Linked DNA regions of Homo sapiens: region 1 is linked to region 2. Evidence: chromatin loops called from intact Hi-C (ENCODE). Cell type or tissue: ascending aorta. All regions are shown on one strand. Each heading gives the region's core, and the rest is flanking DNA. Links, peaks and the distances in the headings are about the cores only.

Region 1 (8,745 bases), core at 2,587-6,586, 860 kb after region 2:
CTTTGGAAGAAACAGAAGTGGTAACCCCCAAGAAGGCACTTTGATTTTGAGATGCATCAATTTCCCACACTCCAGATCATCTAGAACTCAGAGTGCTGTTAAAGGAAGACCCTCTAGTGTCCAGGGTGCATGATGGAACGTTAGTGAAAGTCATGGAACCAGGTGTATGCAATAGTTCAGAGAGAGGAAGTAAGACTATCATTCTACCTTGGCACAATAAAAATACTAGCTAGCACTCATTTGAAGCGTGTTAAAATCCAAGAACTGTATTAGGTATATTGAATGTATTAACTTAATACATTTCTAAAGTACTTTTTTCTCTCCCTTTTATAGATTCAGAGCCTGAGGCAATAGATTAGGTAACCTGTCTCTGCTAACACAGAGTCAATGTAATATAGCCACTTGAACACTGGCATTGTTCTTTTGAATCTTTTCATCCTATTCACTCACTATGCTGCGTCTGAAATAACATCAGAGCTGATGGGTTTGAGCACTTAGCTTTGAAATCACCTTTCGTTATTAGAGGCCCAATGCACTCTCCGTCACACTACAGCCACCTATGATCCTAGACACATCCTACAACTAGGAAGAGAGGAAGAAACTAAGAAGAACTGAATGTTCCCACCAAGCCCAAATTTGTGTCACTGCAGTGATATTCCAGGCAATATAAACCTAAGTAGTGCAGAAAGAGTAGCCCCTTGAGAAATGACCTACTGCACCCAAAACCTTTTCCAAATCTTGGCCAAACTACTCCACGTCATCAAAAAGAAGCCAGAAAGGAACTCCAAGGTCAGGACTCTGTGCACCACAGCCATCTTCTTACTACACATATCTCTTAACATTCTATTCTATTTTTCTCCTTTTTTTTTTTTCCTTTTCCTGGGATGGCTTATGTCCTGCCAATTCTCTTTCCAAAGTCTTTCTCTCCTTGAACTTACTGCCAAAAGGCATTATTAAATGTGCTTTTCCACACTGGAATGGTGAGGGATACAACCAGAAGAAGGAGTCCTTATCCTGTCTCTTTTCCTTCTGATATTTTCCTTTGCATTTATGATGACTATTTTCAAACTTACACTCCCAGTGACTGCTTTCTGTGCCAGTTCTCTCATTTCTACCCATATCCCACTTTCAGAACTTAAGATCTGGGATTTTTGCTTGAAAGACAGTTTCTGCAAAACAACTTATTTGCCAACATTCAAGCAACAAGTTCAATAACCAGAAAGCAAACATAAATAAATTCAAATTTCTAGATACAACCTTACATTAGGAAAATCCAATGTGGAGCACAGAGGGTTCAGTTATGTGATGTGCTTGGTTCCCCTCATCATTCCCAGCCATTTGGAGAAACATTTAAGATGACCTTTCCAAGAATAATTCTCTCAGATGACAACCACCAGTAGGAGAAGTCTTTGGAAGGTCTCCTTGGAGAACCATGGGCTGTATTCTTTGTTAGGATACCTCTCTAAGCTGCAAGGTATTAATTCAGATTTCCTTCCCATGCATTGTGTCCTTGTTTACACAGAGACAGTTTTTCTCCAACTATAAGAACATTTGATTTATAATTCTGAAGGGCCACATGTTTTAAAACTGTGTTTGGAAAATTTCCCCAGCCTTCATGATTTTCATTTTCTACCTTGCAAAGTGAGCAGCTTATACCAAGCCATTCCAGTTTAGCACCATAGTCCATATGCAGAGCTTGGGCTGTGTTAGAATGATAACATTGAGCTATATTTTAGAAAAAAAATATGTATAGAAAAAAAGAATTCATCCACTTAGATGAGTCAGGTGTGCAGATACGACCATTCAGGCAGCACAACACCGAACTGTCATTTTTTGACACTATGAAAAATTTTTTATGAAGACATAGTTAAAGAATTCTGCCTTATATGCAAACAAATACGTATATACCAGTAGAAAGCTTAAATGTGGATGGAGTTCAATTTCTCTAAATATATGTTTTAGGACCATAAAATTAAACATCAACAAGAAGTTAGGCTCCAACCATTTCACACTTCAATTTCTTCTTATTTACCAACATATTATGTAATTTTTACTTCATATCTAAAAATGTTTTCTATCATTCATTTATTGAAATTGCTGAAGAATTTTTTATATTTTCAAATATAATTTTATGTAATTTCCCCTCTGTGTAAACAATTTATGCAGATTTTATAGATATCAAATTCAGAATCAAATAATGATAATCAAGGTTTGAGTGGTGATTTACCTCTCTGAACACATTGACCTGTCTCTTGTTAAAAAGCACATCAATATTTGCTAAGTATGGGATATTTTAATTTAATGAATTCAGAGTTTTAAAAATCAAGGATTTCTAGTGTTTGAAAAAAAAAAAATTAGAAAATCAGGCCAGATGCAGTGGCTCACACCTGTAATCCCAGCACTGTGGGAGACCAAGGTGGTTGGATCACTTGAGGTCAGGAGTTCAAGACCAGCCTGAACAACATGGTAAAACCCCATCTCCACTAAAAATACAAAAATTAGCTGGGTATGGTGTTGGGTGCCTGTAATCCCAGCTACTCAGGAGGCAGAGGCAGGAGAATTACTTGAACCTGGGAAGCAGAGGTTGCAGTGAGCCAAGATCATGCCACTGTACTGCAGTGGAGTGAGACTCTGTCTCAAAAAAAAAAAAAAAAAAAAAAAAAATCCAAATATTCTGGAATTCTCTTCAACATTTTGACTAATTACCACATGGCCTTGTCATAGTCCTAGAATGTCAGTACCTGAGGAAACTTCTGGTTGGAAAAGCTTTTTTTTTTTTGCACTCAGGACTAAATTTCTCTTTTTGGTTTGATTTTTTTCCTCTGAGCCAAATTTGAATAAGCCTGGTAATTTTTACCCAAGATAATTCCTCACATATTTGATAATAGCTATTCCATTCTCTATAAAATTTATCTTTACAGAATGTTTGTATAAGTCATAATAAATAAAACTAAAAAAACTAAAGACGTGATTTCTTCAAGTTCATGTAATTATATTAGACCCATGTTGTTATATTTTACATATTGAAAAGAAAAATAAAAGTAAAAGTCAGGACTAGAAAAACATTAGTAGAAAACAAAATACATATTTGTTTTTAAAGTTAAATTTCTCAATTAAATATTGTGAGCATATCAGATATCTAAGTGTACTATTGTATCATTCAAAAGTCTGCATTATACTATTAATATAATCTAAATGGTTTTAATAGTTTCTATTTTCAAAAGATCTAGTAATAGGCTTAATTCAGTATAAAACATCTACCATATCATTTTTATCTTTATTGATGAAACACAAGACATGGACAACTGACCCACTGTTTTACAAAAGTGATTTCTTTTTGTGATATGAGTGCTTGTTTAGTCTAAAAATAACAAAGCTAATGTTAAAAAATATAATAGACTATTCTGTTGGCTTTGCTATAACAAATGGAACAGTGTATCACTTCGGATGTACTTGTCATTATTGAACAAAACATAAAGTTAATGAGATGGTGTCCTTAAGACATAAGTATGGTTCTCCAGATGGTAATGAATTTAGACTTTAGTCTCTCTTCTCGGCAGACTCTCATATCTAATTTGTTGAGATTTTGCACTGCTTTCTTATGAATTATTCTATTTGACAGGTAATATGACATAAAAGATTTCCTTGACAGGTAGTATTTTAGAAATGTAATATTTGTACCTTTTATTTTTAAAGGGTGGGCCCCTTAGATCATTTCCATAGATGAAGTAACATCATGAAAAAAATAAATGTTCTTTCCTGGCCTTCAATGTTACTGGTCTCCTATTGATGCGAATGTAAGTTATTAATGCATTATTTACATTGTTAGCAACCTTGATAATATACGGGGCATCTGAATTTATCTACAGCTTTGAACCATCATCTCCAAAGCCTCTCCCATGCTTTCTATTTTCCTTGAAAATCCTTTTCTGTCTTAACACATATTCACGTTTGTATCTTATTAGCTTTATTTTCTTGTTTTTTTTTTTGAGACGGAGTCTCGTTCTGTCGCCCAGGCTGGACTGCAGTGGCCCTATCTCGGCTCACTGCAAGCTCCGCCTCCCGGGTTCATGCCATTCTCCTGCCTCAGCCTCCTGAGCAGCTGGGACTACAGGCTCCCACCACCACGCCCGACTAATTTTTTGTATTTTTAGTAGAGACGGGGTTTCACCGTGTTAGCCAGGATGGTCTCTATCTCCTGACCTCGTGATCCACCCGCCTCGGCCTCCCAAAGTCCTGCGATTACAGGATTAACTTTATTTTCATGTGTTTCATAACGCTGACTGCTAACCCTTGAGATCTGAACAGTTAAGTTTATTTATATTTTGTTTTCACATTTGTATTTGTCCCATGATTAACGTAATTGTTCTTGACTTGAGTTGTCTTGATGTTAGCAGTCAAGTTGGTGAAGGATATTACCAACAAATTACTCTGCTTAAAGTAGCTGTACTCAGTTCGGGCCAAATATTAGCCGTCAGTTACTGTTACACGCAATTTTGGGGTCACTTCCTGACCTCTTATTCTTACGCACAACTGCCGTGGATATCAGCATCAGTGCAACTGGAACTGAGCGTGAGTGTCCAGCTAGGACTTGGCGTGGAAGTCACTGACAGCAGAACTTGGCTCAGGATTTGTTTAAATGGAGTAGCTCATGTTGGACTACAGGAAAGAGGAAAAAGAAAATAAAGGAAACTTCTGCCTATTTTGGAGTTGTCTAGCAGGACAAAATGCTTGAAGCTTGGAATATGAAACAAATGAATTACAGAAGATTTTGTGATATGACATTAAAAATCAGAAAGCCTACATGATAAATTTAATTCCTTACAATGAAAAACCACCCATAGAAAATAAGTAAGTCAACAAATCAATCATGTTATTCATTTCTTATCTTTTTCCAGCATATCCTGAAATGTGCTCAAGGGCTTCCCAGTTTTCCCTTTCAAGTCGACTGTCAGCAAAGGATTCTGATTTTATCCAATGTAAATTCTTTCATACCCTTGTCTCTTGCTCTCAAATGCCTGGCTTCATACTTTCTGTCACAGATGTGAAGGTGTCTTTCTTCTTAAACTCTCCACTCACTGACTCTCTTGATCTTAATTTTTGTATTTTTAGTAGAGACGGGTTTCACCATGTTGGCCAGGCTGGTCTTGAACTTCTGACCTGAGGTGATCCACACACCTCAGCTTCTTAAAATGCTGGATTTACAGGCATGAGCCACCGCGCCTGGCCCCTGTGCATTCTTTTTTTTTCTTTTCTTTTTTTGAGACAGAGTCTTGCTCTGTTGCCAGGCTGGAGTGCAGTGGCACGATCTCGGCTCACTGCAACCTCCGCCTCCTGGGGGTTCAAGCGATTCTCCTGCCTCAGCCTTCCGAGTAGCTGGGACTACAGGCACGCACCACCATGCCTGGCTAATTTTTGTATTTTTAGTAGAGACGGGGTTTCACCATGTTGGCCAGGATGGTCTCGATCTGCTGACCTCGTGATCCGCCCACCTCGGCCTCCCAAAGTGCTGGGATTACAAGCGTGAGCCACCGTGCCCAGCCCACTGTGCATTCTTAATTCAGATATTGGAGAGTGAGATCTCTCTGATGAAATTCACTGGACGAAGATTTTGCCCTGGATTACCTGATAGACTGGAGTTACCCTGTTAAATGTTTGTCTTTGATAACCAGTCTTGGTCCAGTCACTTCTGGGCTGAATGAACAGGATTATATGATAATAAACATTGATATCTACAGCCATGAAGATGATAAAATAGCTTCATTTAGTCAGGTCGGGGGGTGTTTCCAGCCAGGTTTTGAGTGTAAGTTTGTCATTTTCTCCTCTGCCATCAAATTTGCACATTCCCAGCCAGTGCTCCACCCATCTTGAGATCAAAATTTAAGAAGCATCAAAACATTCACTAATCAAGGTAAATAACATTTTAAGTGCAACATTTAAAATCAAAATTTATACAAAAAAATACATGGTGAACAAAATATCAAAATGTATTACTGGTTTTTCCTGTTCCTCAGGCTTCACTATGGCCTGGTTTGGCACTGATCCCAACTGCTCCAACTAAAATAAAATAAAAATGTGCCCTTTTTAGTTACAGTTTTGCTTGTTCCTTCCTGCAAGCCTGCTAAGTCTATTTCTTTGAGGTCTATTTCTGCTGAATCTGTTTTGAAATATAAATATTTGGACATTTAATTCTATATGGTTAAGAGACTTCCTAATTCAGAGCAGATTTTGTGATTATACATAGTTAGGAAAACTCTCACTAGATAGATTCATGGTTCTTGCTAAAATTGAAGGTACAGATAAAAGGAGAAAGAAGCAAAGCATAAAAAATTTGAAACAATGGTGTAAAAATGTGTTGGGGAATCATAATAGGGCTCAGGGCTACTGAGAAAACATAAATGTTCTCTCTTCCCCACCAAGGTCCTGATTACCCTTGAACTTGCCATATTATTCAATGATTTAGACTGGCTCCTCTTGGTTGAAACGTTTTTAGGAAACCAGGTTCTCATGATTCCCTCACACCCCTGTCTCATGCCTCTTATTTTTTTTATTGCCATTTTCTCTTTCTCCCACCTTCTCAAGAAACGTGTAATTCAAGGCTCAATCCTCAGAATTCTTGCTTTTCTTTTTCATTACCTTAACAATCTCATTCACCCTCACAGTCCAATTTTCATCCCTACAGAGATCCCTCCAGAACAACACATCTCCAGCCCTGGACTTCTCTATTTCTAACAGTTCTTGTATTTGTCCTTTGTCTCTACCGCTCCACCTTACCTTCCTACATGTCCATATCACCTCACAGCTAGACCTGTCACCTCACACCTAGACCTGTATGTAGGGTATAAAAAATGTGCATGTAGTTGGCCAGGCATGGTGGCTCATGCCTGTAATCCCAGTACTTTGGTAGGCCGAGGCGGGTGGATCACCTGAGGTCAGGAGTTCGAAACCAGCCTGCCCAACATGGCGAAACTCCATCTCTACTAAAAATACAAAAAATTAGCCAGGCGTGATGGTGGGCACCTGTAATTCCAGCTACTGGGGAAGCTGAGGCAGGAGAATTGCTTGAACATGGAAGGCGGAGGTTGAAGTGAGCCGAGATCAATTGCGCCACCGCACTCCAGCCTGGCGACAGAGCGAAACTCCATCTCAAAGAACAAAAAAAGACGGGGACATGTAGTTAGCTCCAAAACCAGTCTTACTTTTTTACTTTATTGAAGGATATCAATGTTTTATTTGCTTGAGATAAGTTAGTTAATATACAATTTCATTTATACAGTTTTTTTATTTATTTTATTTTTTTATTTTTTGACACGGAGTCTCACTCTGTCACCCAGGCTGGAGTGCGGTGGTGCAATCTTGGCTCACAGAAAGCTCCGCCTCCCAGGTTCACGCATTCTCCTGCCTCAGCCTCCTGAGTAGCTGGGACTACGGGCATCTGCCAACAAGCCCGGCTAATTTTTTGTATTTTTAGTACAGATGGAGTTTCACCATGTTAGCCAGGATGGCCTCGATCTCCTGACCTCGTGATCCGCCCGTCTCGGCCGCCCAAAGTGCTGGGATTACAGGCGTGAGCCACCGTGCCCAGCCTATTTAGTTCTTATAGAGAAGGAATATGTTAAATGAATTGTTATCTTAAAATAACTCTTTAGGGAATGGTGAGATAGCTACAAGAGGTATCTGCTATTCAGGTCTGAATACCATCTCACCTTTAAAGAAGAATATCCTTATAATGAAGCATTGTTCTTTCTAGCCTGTTCACTAGGTAGAGAAGCAAACATGACAGGGAGTAAATCATACATTTTTTCTTCTGAGAGTATTTCTTTTTTATTTATTTATTTATTTTTAAATTTTATTATTATTATACTTTAAGTTTTGTGGTACAAGTGCACAATGTGCAGGTTTGTTGCATATGTATGCATGTGTCATGTTGGTGTGCTGTACCCATTAACTTGTCATTTAACATTAGGTATATCTCCTAATGCTATCCCTCCCCCCTCCCCCCACGCCACAACAGTCCCTGGAGTGTGATGTTCCCCTTCCTGTGTCCATGTGTTCTCATTGTTCAGTTCCCACCTATGAGTGAGAACATGCGGTGTTTGGTTTTTTGTCCTTGTGATAGTTTGCTGAGAATGATGGTTTCCAGTTTCATCTATGTCCCTACAAAGGACATGAACTCATCATTTTTTATGGCTGCATAGTATTCCATGGTGTATATGTGCCACATTTTCTTAATCCAGTCTATTGTTGTTGGACATTTGTGTTGGTTCCAAGTCTTTGCTATTGTGAATAGTGCCGCTATAAACATACATGTGCATGTGTGTTTATAGCAGCATGATTTATAATTCTTTGGGTATATACCCAATAATGGGATGGCTGGGTCAAATGGTATTTCTAGTTCTAGATCCCTGAGGAATCGCCACACTGACTTCCACAGTGGTTGAACTAGTAAATCATACATTTAACCAGAAATACATGTATTTGCTAACCTTGTTTCTTGATTCATTTATTTTTTTCAACATTCAATAAATATTTTTTTTTAGTTCCTACCATGAGCCAAATAATATACTAGGCACTGGCACAGGAGTAGGTTTTATAGTACAGGAGTGAATACAAGAGTCAAGAATATATTTCTTAATGAGGCTCACATTTTAAGACAACTCAGCCATATTAGATGGCTATAGGTGCTCAAGAGAATAATAAAGTAAGGGAGATATGGAGTGAGGAGTTTGCAATGTTAGTTAAGAT
Region 2 (8,745 bases), core at 2,945-6,944:
CCAGCTAGGCATTTTGCCACACCAGGGCTATGAGAAACAGATTTAATTTTCCAATCAGCAGTTCTGTGCATGTCTGATTCTTGGCTCAACATACAACTGCTATGCTGTTTATTATACTTCATCTCTCCATGGCCTCTGAAACTCCCCAAGGCTCGGGTTCGTCATCCGCAAAATCGTGGGAGGCTGGTTCCATGGTTCTTGCAGTCCCTTCGCTTTGAATCCTTTTGTCTGTACTCTTGCTACATGGGTGTTCTCTGGGAGTTTGTTAGACATGCAGAACCTCAGGTCCCACCCAGATCCAGGGAATCAGAATCTGCATGTTAATGTGATCCCCAGGTGACTCTCATGCATGTTACCATCTGAGAAGACCTACCCTCCACCACACTGACCACAGCCACGAGCTGTACCAAGACACCACCACACAACAGCCTCGGTTATCCCTTCATGAAAGAAAAACAAACATAATGGCTGGGCGTGGTGGCTCACGCCTGTAACCCCAGCACTTTGGGAGGCCGAGGTGGGTGGTTCACTTGAGGTCAGGAGTTCAAGACCAGCCTGGCCAACATGGTGAAACCCGTCTCTACTAAAAAAATACAAAAATTAGCCAGGCACGGTGGTGTGTGCCTGTAATCCCCATTATTCAGGAGGCTGAGGCAGGAGAATTGCTTGAACCCGGGAGGTGGAGGCTGCAGTGAGCCGAGATTGTGCCAACTGCACGCCATCCTGGGCAACAGAGCAAGGCTCTGTCTCACAAGCCAAAACCAAAAACAAACAACAAACAAAAAAACAATTCTCAAAAACAAAGCAAACAAAGCAAGGCATGAGATGAGTGTGAGCCAAGAAACAATACTGCCAGGGGAATATTGCCAAAACACCAGAGTCATGCCTTGAAGTTTCTTATCATCAGGGTCACATTTCTGAACCAGAAAGCCACAGGAAAGGAAAGACTGGTCACAGACTTCCTTCTTCCCTGGACCATTTGTTACGGGAAGTTCTCAGGAAACAGGTCAGTAAGTGTAGAGGGCATCACAGGACAAACTTCATTGCTGGGTTTCCCAGAAAAGAGCAGCTCTCCCCTACTGAAGACACTTTTAGCAGACGGGCCTTCACTAGTGAGTAAATATACTAAAGAAGCATGGACTTACTTGTAGGTCGGTGGAGCAGCTGATTTGGGAGAGAACCCATGAGATCTTTAAGGACGGTAGGGATGTTCTGATTAGCATATATGCTACAGCCATCTGCGATGCCAAAGCCATACTGTGATGGGACTATGCCAGTTATGACACCTTCATAACCATGAGAACTGCACTCATGGCCTTTTCATACCCATCTGCTGATTTGATAACCACAATAATCTTCCTTAGTGGGATCACTACTCCCACTGACAGTTGAACAAACTGACATCCATCCTGAGAAGTATACTTAAAACTAGCAAGTGGCAGAACTGAAATCTGAACCCAAGTATCCCAATTCCTAATGCAACCTTCTCACTGTTCCATGAAAAGTTCCATTTTATAGAGGACATGGCTATATTACTTGGATTAGAAACTAATATTAAAGAAGCATATCACGCCTGTAATCCCAGCACTTTGGAATCATGAGGTCAGGAGATCGAGAGCATCCTGGCTAACATGGTGAAACCCCATCTTTACTGAAAATACAAAAAAAATTAGCCAGATGTGGTGGTGGCACTGTAGTCCCAGCTACTCGGGAGGCTGAGGCAGGAGAATGGTGTGAACCCCGGAGGCGGAGCTTGCAGTGAGCCGAGATCGCGCCACTGCACTCCAGTCTGGGCAACAGAGTGAGACTCCGTCTCAAAAAAAAAAAAAAAAAAAAAAAAAAGGAAGCATAAACCCATCTATCATCACAAGCACCCTCTTTTTCATACATTTCAAATTTTTGATAGGTTTGAAAAAGAATGAATTCGACGGTATCTTTTAGAAGCCAGGATAAAAGAGATTAAAGCAGTAGTCCAAGGTCACGGAGATTCCTGATGGTGGAGCAGGGCTGAAAAGCTCCCTCTTCTAGCTAAGTGAGGCCTGCCTGTCACTTTGCTTGGACAGCCCATTCTCAATAGCACTTTCCTCCCAGAACACTCTCCCAAGTCTTTAGGTTTCCCTTTCTCAGGATGAATACGATGGCTACGTGAATGGCCAGAAGTTTCACCAACTCTAAGTCAAATTGTAGTGTAGCGACCTAGGCACTTCAATGGTCAAGAGAGATACAGCCCTGTATGACGCGGCCACATTTTCCAACTTGGGGAAGAATTTATACACATATTATCACAAAGTAAATGCTGTACCACAAATCCAGTTTTTATCTTGACCTCCAGAAAATTAGGTCAGTTATTTTTAGCTACACTATCAATCTTGAAAATCTCCCAGAGTTAAAACTCAGACTACATGTCTAAATCGGGGTTTATTTTTGTTTAAAAATAACAGTTTCCTGGCCACACATGTTTAAATGAAGCATGCTTTGTCCCCTTATGGTAACAAACTGCCCTGGAAGGGACACAAACAAAGCTTCACATCATTTGTGAAAATATTCCTTATTGCTAGGGACATTTTCCTGAAATATCACTTGTCTGGCTTAGACTGAGGGTACAGAAGAAGTCCCTTTTCCTTTAAAACACATTTCCTTTTGGCTTTCAAACATCATAGATCAAAGAACTTAGACCTACCAGTGGCATCAGTCAGTAATCAAGATAAAGACCAGCCAGGCTCCCTGGCATCTAAAAGCAGATTGTAGGGCTCCTTTTTCCCGTTTACCTGTAGAACTTGTGCCAATGTGCTGATCTGATTTCCAACTACATTAGGGAGTCTTGGTCCTGCCTGGGTTGTCAGGAACTTAAAGTAGAGACTAAAAAACAACTTTATGGCCAGGCGCGGTGGCTCACGCCTGTAATCCCAGCATTTTGGGAGGCTGAGGTGGGCGGTTCACGAGGTCAGGAGATCGACACCATCCTGGCTAACGAGGTGAAATCGCGTCTCTACTAAAAATACAAAAATTAGCCGGGCATGGTGCAGGCGCCTGTAGTCCCAGCTACTCAGGAGGCTGAGGCAGGAGAATGGTGTGAACCTGGGAGGCGGAGCTTGCAGCGAGCCAAGATTGTGCCACTGCACTCCAGCCTGGGCGACAGAGCGAGACTCCATCTCAAAACAAACAAACAAACAAACAAACAAACAAAAAAACCAAGTTTATATACTACAGAAATAATCTCTGAAAGATGCTGTATTAAGATTACAACACACACACACAAACACACACACACATATCTTCTTGTTTTGAGGAAACGTACAGTGAAGTATTTAGGTGTAAAGGGCCATTATGTCTGCAACTTCCTTTAAAAATTTTTAAATATATTTTTAGAACTTTTCTAAGTCTCCAATTATACTAAAACAAAAAGTTTAGTACTGTAGGCATTGTCAGCTTTAATTTATACATATTTGGATGTCTTCCTCTGGTTCGATTTATAGTGAAATTACATCATATGCCCATTAATGTGATACAAACTGCATGTCTTCTACAAACAAAAATAAAAATAGAAGTGAATGTAATTTTGATGCCTTTTTTTTTTTTTTAACTGGAGACAGAGTCTTGCTCTGTCACCAGGTTGGACTGCAGAGGCGTAATCTCGGCTCATGGCAACCTCGGCCTCCTGAGTAGCTGGGATTACAGGCGCGCATCACTACGCCCGGCTAGTTTTTGTATTTTTAGTAGAGACAGGGTTTCACCATGTTGGCCGGGATGGTCTCGATCTTCTAACCTTGTGATCCACCCGCCTCGGCCTCCCAAAGTGCTGGGATTACAGGCATGAGCCACTGCACCCGGCCTGATCCCTCATATCTTTTAAACATAAGTCAATTATTTCATATGGTCTTTAAGCCAAGAAACAGCTATCTCTTCACTCTTCACATGCTGGAGGAAAAACTGGCTGCCTGGCTGGTTGAGAGATGTGTACTTTGATGGCTGACCTGAAGACATTTCAAGGTGATTGTTACGTGAAATTCTCTCTTCAAATCTGACTTGAAGAGTCTAACCTCTGCAGCATATGTTATGACTTCACTGTGAGTCTTCTTTTATTAATAAAATATAATGTTTTTACTAATTATAAGAGTAACATAAATTTCATGCCAAAAATGTAGAAAAAAGGAATGAGAATTCATTTACAATTCTAACAGCAGAAATAATCAAGAGTAGTGGTTTTTTTTTAATGGTTTTATTCTTACAGCATTATTTTCGTCTCTTTATCACTTTACTATGCAATTTTTATGACTATGCTTAAGGAGAGTAAATTTTTCGAAGTTATTGAGGCAATGGAGAGTCTTTGGAATGAGGATAATTAGGCCTGAGGACACAGAGGAATCATGAGGAAGAATTCTCCAGTTTCATTCCTTTTTCTGGGTACAGTTTGTTTCTCCTTCTAAGTAAGTTCCTAGATATAGAATGAATTGGAAAAAATGAAACGTGAGGTTTGCTACGTCTATAACAGTATCACATTTCATTTTTTAAAACTGCCAATGCTTTCAGTGAGGACCAGAAAGTACAGTGAGAAAAAAAAATTCCTCAAATATTAGTTTTCATGCTCTTGCACGCATTTTTATAAAGGCAAAAGTCATTCTGGTGCCTGTATACAATCTAAAGGCATAATCTCCTGGAGCCTTCAGTGCTGGTTTTGGGGTTTTCTGGAGATCAATCCACAGTGTCCCATTTTTTCTGCTGGAGCTCTGAACCCACTAAGAGAGAGCAAGAAGAGATGTAAACCTCTCCTTTGCTTCTGATAAAGCCAAGCCCTTACTAGTCCACATGATGCTTTCTCTGGGGAGTGAGTCACATACAGGAGACATGGCTTGTCCAGCTGCGTGCTGGACTGAATTTCAGCTCCAACCTGAACCTTCCAACAGGACAAGGGAGGGAGGAGAATGGGCCGTAGCAAGACTTGCCCACAGCATTGCCATAACAGCTGTGCAGGCTGTGGGTACAACTCTAAGAGCAGCACTCATTTTGTAGTTTCAGTGAGTCGTGTCCCTAAAGCCGTGTCCTGTGTGACCAGCCCCGTCTCTCAAGCTCATGAGAGAAGTCTATCTGACCGGGATAAGAAGGATCCTGGGGCGGGCCCAAGCAAATGAATGAATTGGGAAACAGTGCCCCTCCCGGCAGCCAGCAAAAACTCCGCCATGCTGTGAAGAAAGTGCATTCTAATTGATTCATGTTGATACATGCTGAATTGATGGAATTTTATACTTCAAAGGATGCAAAGAATTGGTTAGCAAGTCTGATGAGCTCATGGTAGAAAGGATGATTTTCAACATCCATACATAGTGAATTTCATTCAAAGAGCCTAAAAAGACTTATGCAGATAATTATAAGGGGATCAGGCAAGTGTGTAATAGCACAAATTATATATATATATATATGTAAAATCACAACACAGGATTGGGTCCTTTTCCCACAGACAGCACATCATCCTTGTATATATGATAGCTCATTTGAAATGTTTATTTATGCAGATTTTAAAAAGCACACAAACCCTGTAAGCACTTCTGCACAGTGGCCTACTCGTGTTTTCTTTAACACAAAACTTGCTTTCTGGTGAACAATTCTAGATATAGCAATGGTTCTTTCTCCTCTGCTTTAGCTTATTCACAAGCTTCTTTAACTTCTTTAACAACGTGTGGGGAAACCAAGCCTGGCAACAGAAAGCACTTCACATGGGGGGCTTGGAAATGAATGGAAAGCGTCTGTCTTCAGGAGAGCATTCACGATGCACAGGAGTGAGAGAAGCTGAAAAGAGTCACTTTAAAAGAAATAATCTGCAACCAAGAAAATCAAACCACTTTATCATAAACTAGTGAGCCCCTCCCTCCCTGCCTGCCTTCCTTTTTCCAGGGGAGTGCTAGAAATAACTTCATCAATTTCTTTTCACTTGAAGGGCTCATGGTTCAGAAGAAAAGATGGGCATAAAAATAATTACTATTACAAGTGTTATGGTAGGGATACCGACAGAATGACAAAGAAACAAGCCTGGGCTTTAGGGATGTGACTAGTGATATTACAGTGGGGCCCCAGGGAAAGAGATCATTGTCCTAGCAGATACAAGTGCATGTACCGAGGCACAGAGGACAAGCTGCCCAGGATCTGTGACTCTTCTGGCTGCTGTGGTACAAGGGAAGTGAAAAGGGAAGCAGCTTAGCCAAGAGGCTTTCAGTTTGTGGGATACAGAGGGCAGAGGAATACACTGACCTATACCATGAGTATGCAATTAGCAAAATCCCAGCCTATGGGAATTCTACGGGTCAAGTGACCTGCGCTTCATGAACAGGTAAACTGTAAAAAAAGGATGGAGGAGAAGCCTGGAGATTATAAAAGACTAACCAGACAAGTCAGCAGTAAAAAATGGCCAAAAGCATAGCCGATAAGGATGCACACAAGAGTGATACAGCCAGAAAGATATTTCAGGAACTGGCCCAAGGAAAAACAGTGGGCATTTTGGTGGCGGTATTTGGGATAGGGCGAGATGCTATCGGGGTGGAGGATAAACTTCTAATTCTTGACCTGAGTTTAATCTACGAAAAGAGAAAATATGGGGGAGAAAGGTTCTGTTTACACATGTTGAGTTGCAATCTTTCAGAATATTGGGTGGAGCCAATGGAAACATGGACCCAGAGAGCTCACTTCTATGCTGAAACAGCCCACAGGGAAGCATCAGAATGAAAATGGAAACGTTCCCAATACTAGCAGAACTCCACAGGCGCTTTGAAAAAAACATCCACATTAGATTCCCCAAAAGGGATTTATCTGGTAATAAATTCTGCTAGACAATGAACAGTTCCACCCATGATAAAATAACATGTTGTTGCTGCAAATTCTTTGTATTGTCTAATTGCAGTGCTTAACGTAATAAAATCAGGCTGGTGTTATTGTTAAGAACTAGAGAGTGAAGCATTTTTTATCCAAATAAAGTGCAATGGGTTTTAAATCAAATCATTTTAGAATAAGAATCCTATGAGATAATAATAAAATGCAACTTCATCTTTTCCTGCCGAGAACAAAGAAGAAAATAGTGTAGGAGATGAAAAGTAAAGTAGACCCAACCTTTTTGCTAATTTGTTTTTAGATACGTACTCCATGCAGACAATGGTGAAGTGAAGTGAAGTGAAGGGGTGTCATCTTATTCACCTAGAGAACCACAAATCTTGGTGCTGGAAAGTACGATCCATTCGACATGATGGACTATTTCCCACCCGGCCACTCACTCGAGAATGGATAACCTGTTTTCCCGCCTGGGGTAACTGCTTTCCATGGATGTACAGCTTCAGGCCTCATACGAGAGGATCTCACAACAATCTCTTCAAACTTTTTCTAATCCCCACACTTTCCAGTCTTGGCACAAGACCTCATCCAGGCTTCTGAGTCTTTGTTGAAAATTTACACAAAATTCTAGAAATGTATTTTCTTTAAGATAGTTACTTTAAAAATGTTATTTTCATCTCAGCACAGTTAGCCTTTCCTTATCTGTTCTTAAAATGTTTCAACTTGAAACTAAAAAAGAAAAAAAAAAACACATTTCATCTCAAATTATGATATACTAAATAATTATTGACTTGGCCCCAAACATTTCTACTCTTTTCTTCTTACACAATCAGATTTAAAAATGTAACTACCTTTTCTAAACATACAATATTAAAGCATACTCAACTTCAGTAACAGGTAATGAATGTACCTCAAAAGTCAGAGCCTCTACGTTAAGTACCATAGTGCTCCAACATCGTTTTTTACATTTTTAAAATTTTATTTTTTATTGATACATAATAGATGTGCATATTTTCAGATTATATGAGAAAACTTAATATATTCATATAATTTGGAAAGATCAAATCAGTATAATGGGATATCCATCACTTAAATGTTTTTCTTTTCTTTTTGCTTTGAGGAAGGGTCTCTCTCTGTCACTCAGGCTGGAGTGCAGTGATGTGATCATAGCTCACTTGAACCTTGAACTGCTGGGCTCAAGTGATCTTCTCACCTCAGCCTCCAGAGCAGCTGGGTCTACAGGCATGCACCATCACACCTGGCTAATTTTTAAATATTTGTTTTGTAGAGATGGGGTCTCACTATGATGCCCTGGCTAGTCTTGAATTGCTGGGGTCAAGTGATTTTCCCACCTCGGCCTTCCCAAGTGCTGGGACTATAGGTGTAAGCCATCGTGCCCAGCCTGTCTTCTTTACGCTAGAAACTTTCAAATTAGGTTCTCCTAGCTATTTTTAAATATACAGTAGATTACTGTAAATTAGTCACCTTGCTGATAATTAAATACTAGGTCTTGCTTCTTCTATCAAACTGTGTATTTGTATCCATTAATGAACCTCCCTTTGTAAGTATGATGTAAGCAATCCTTACTTGGCTACACTATAAGCTTCAACAACAAATTAAAAAATGATTCACATTATAGAGCATTTATACATGCCTTTTCATCTTCCAAGTGTGGTAAACATTAATTAACCCTGGCTAATTAAAACAGCCACAGTTGACACATTTACTCATTAATCAGCCTCAAGCAAATGCAAAGCATTAAACTCTTTCACGTTTTGGTACCAATTAAATGTTATTATTTTTTTTTTAATGAAGAGGTCATAAATTTAAGACATGTAGTTCTTAGATTTAAATTTGATAGTGGTTGAAAAAATTTGACAATAGTTCACATTCTTAAAAGTCAAGGAAAATAAAAACATAACCGCATTATGG

The links. Hi-C counts contacts between places; a loop is a spot of excess contacts. Peaks named below come from ENCODE experiments on the same cell type or tissue, not always from the same donor. Only the 100,000 strongest peaks of a DNase experiment are listed, where the experiment ranks them.
Region 1: a loop joins it to region 2, with 2.8 times the contacts of the local background. A loop is called at or near these places in 1 of 110 quality-filtered maps.

Annotation. Positions count from the first base shown.
Region 1 is chr21:26,784,460-26,793,204 of GRCh38, forward strand. No RefSeq gene overlaps it. Among named protein-coding and RNA genes, the nearest start is that of ADAMTS1, 57 kb to the right of the region's middle. In ascending aorta, for the core only: no CTCF peak of the experiment used is centred there; a DNase peak (open chromatin) is centred at 4,572; H3K27ac peaks cover 3,226 bases.
Region 2 is chr21:25,925,187-25,933,931 of GRCh38, forward strand. All of the region lies in intron 13 of APP (amyloid beta precursor protein), which reads right to left. Among named protein-coding and RNA genes, the nearest start is that of GABPA, 190 kb to the left of the region's middle. In ascending aorta, for the core only: a CTCF peak has its summit at 5,194; a DNase peak (open chromatin) is centred at 4,965; H3K4me3 peaks cover 659 bases; H3K27ac peaks cover 3,805 bases.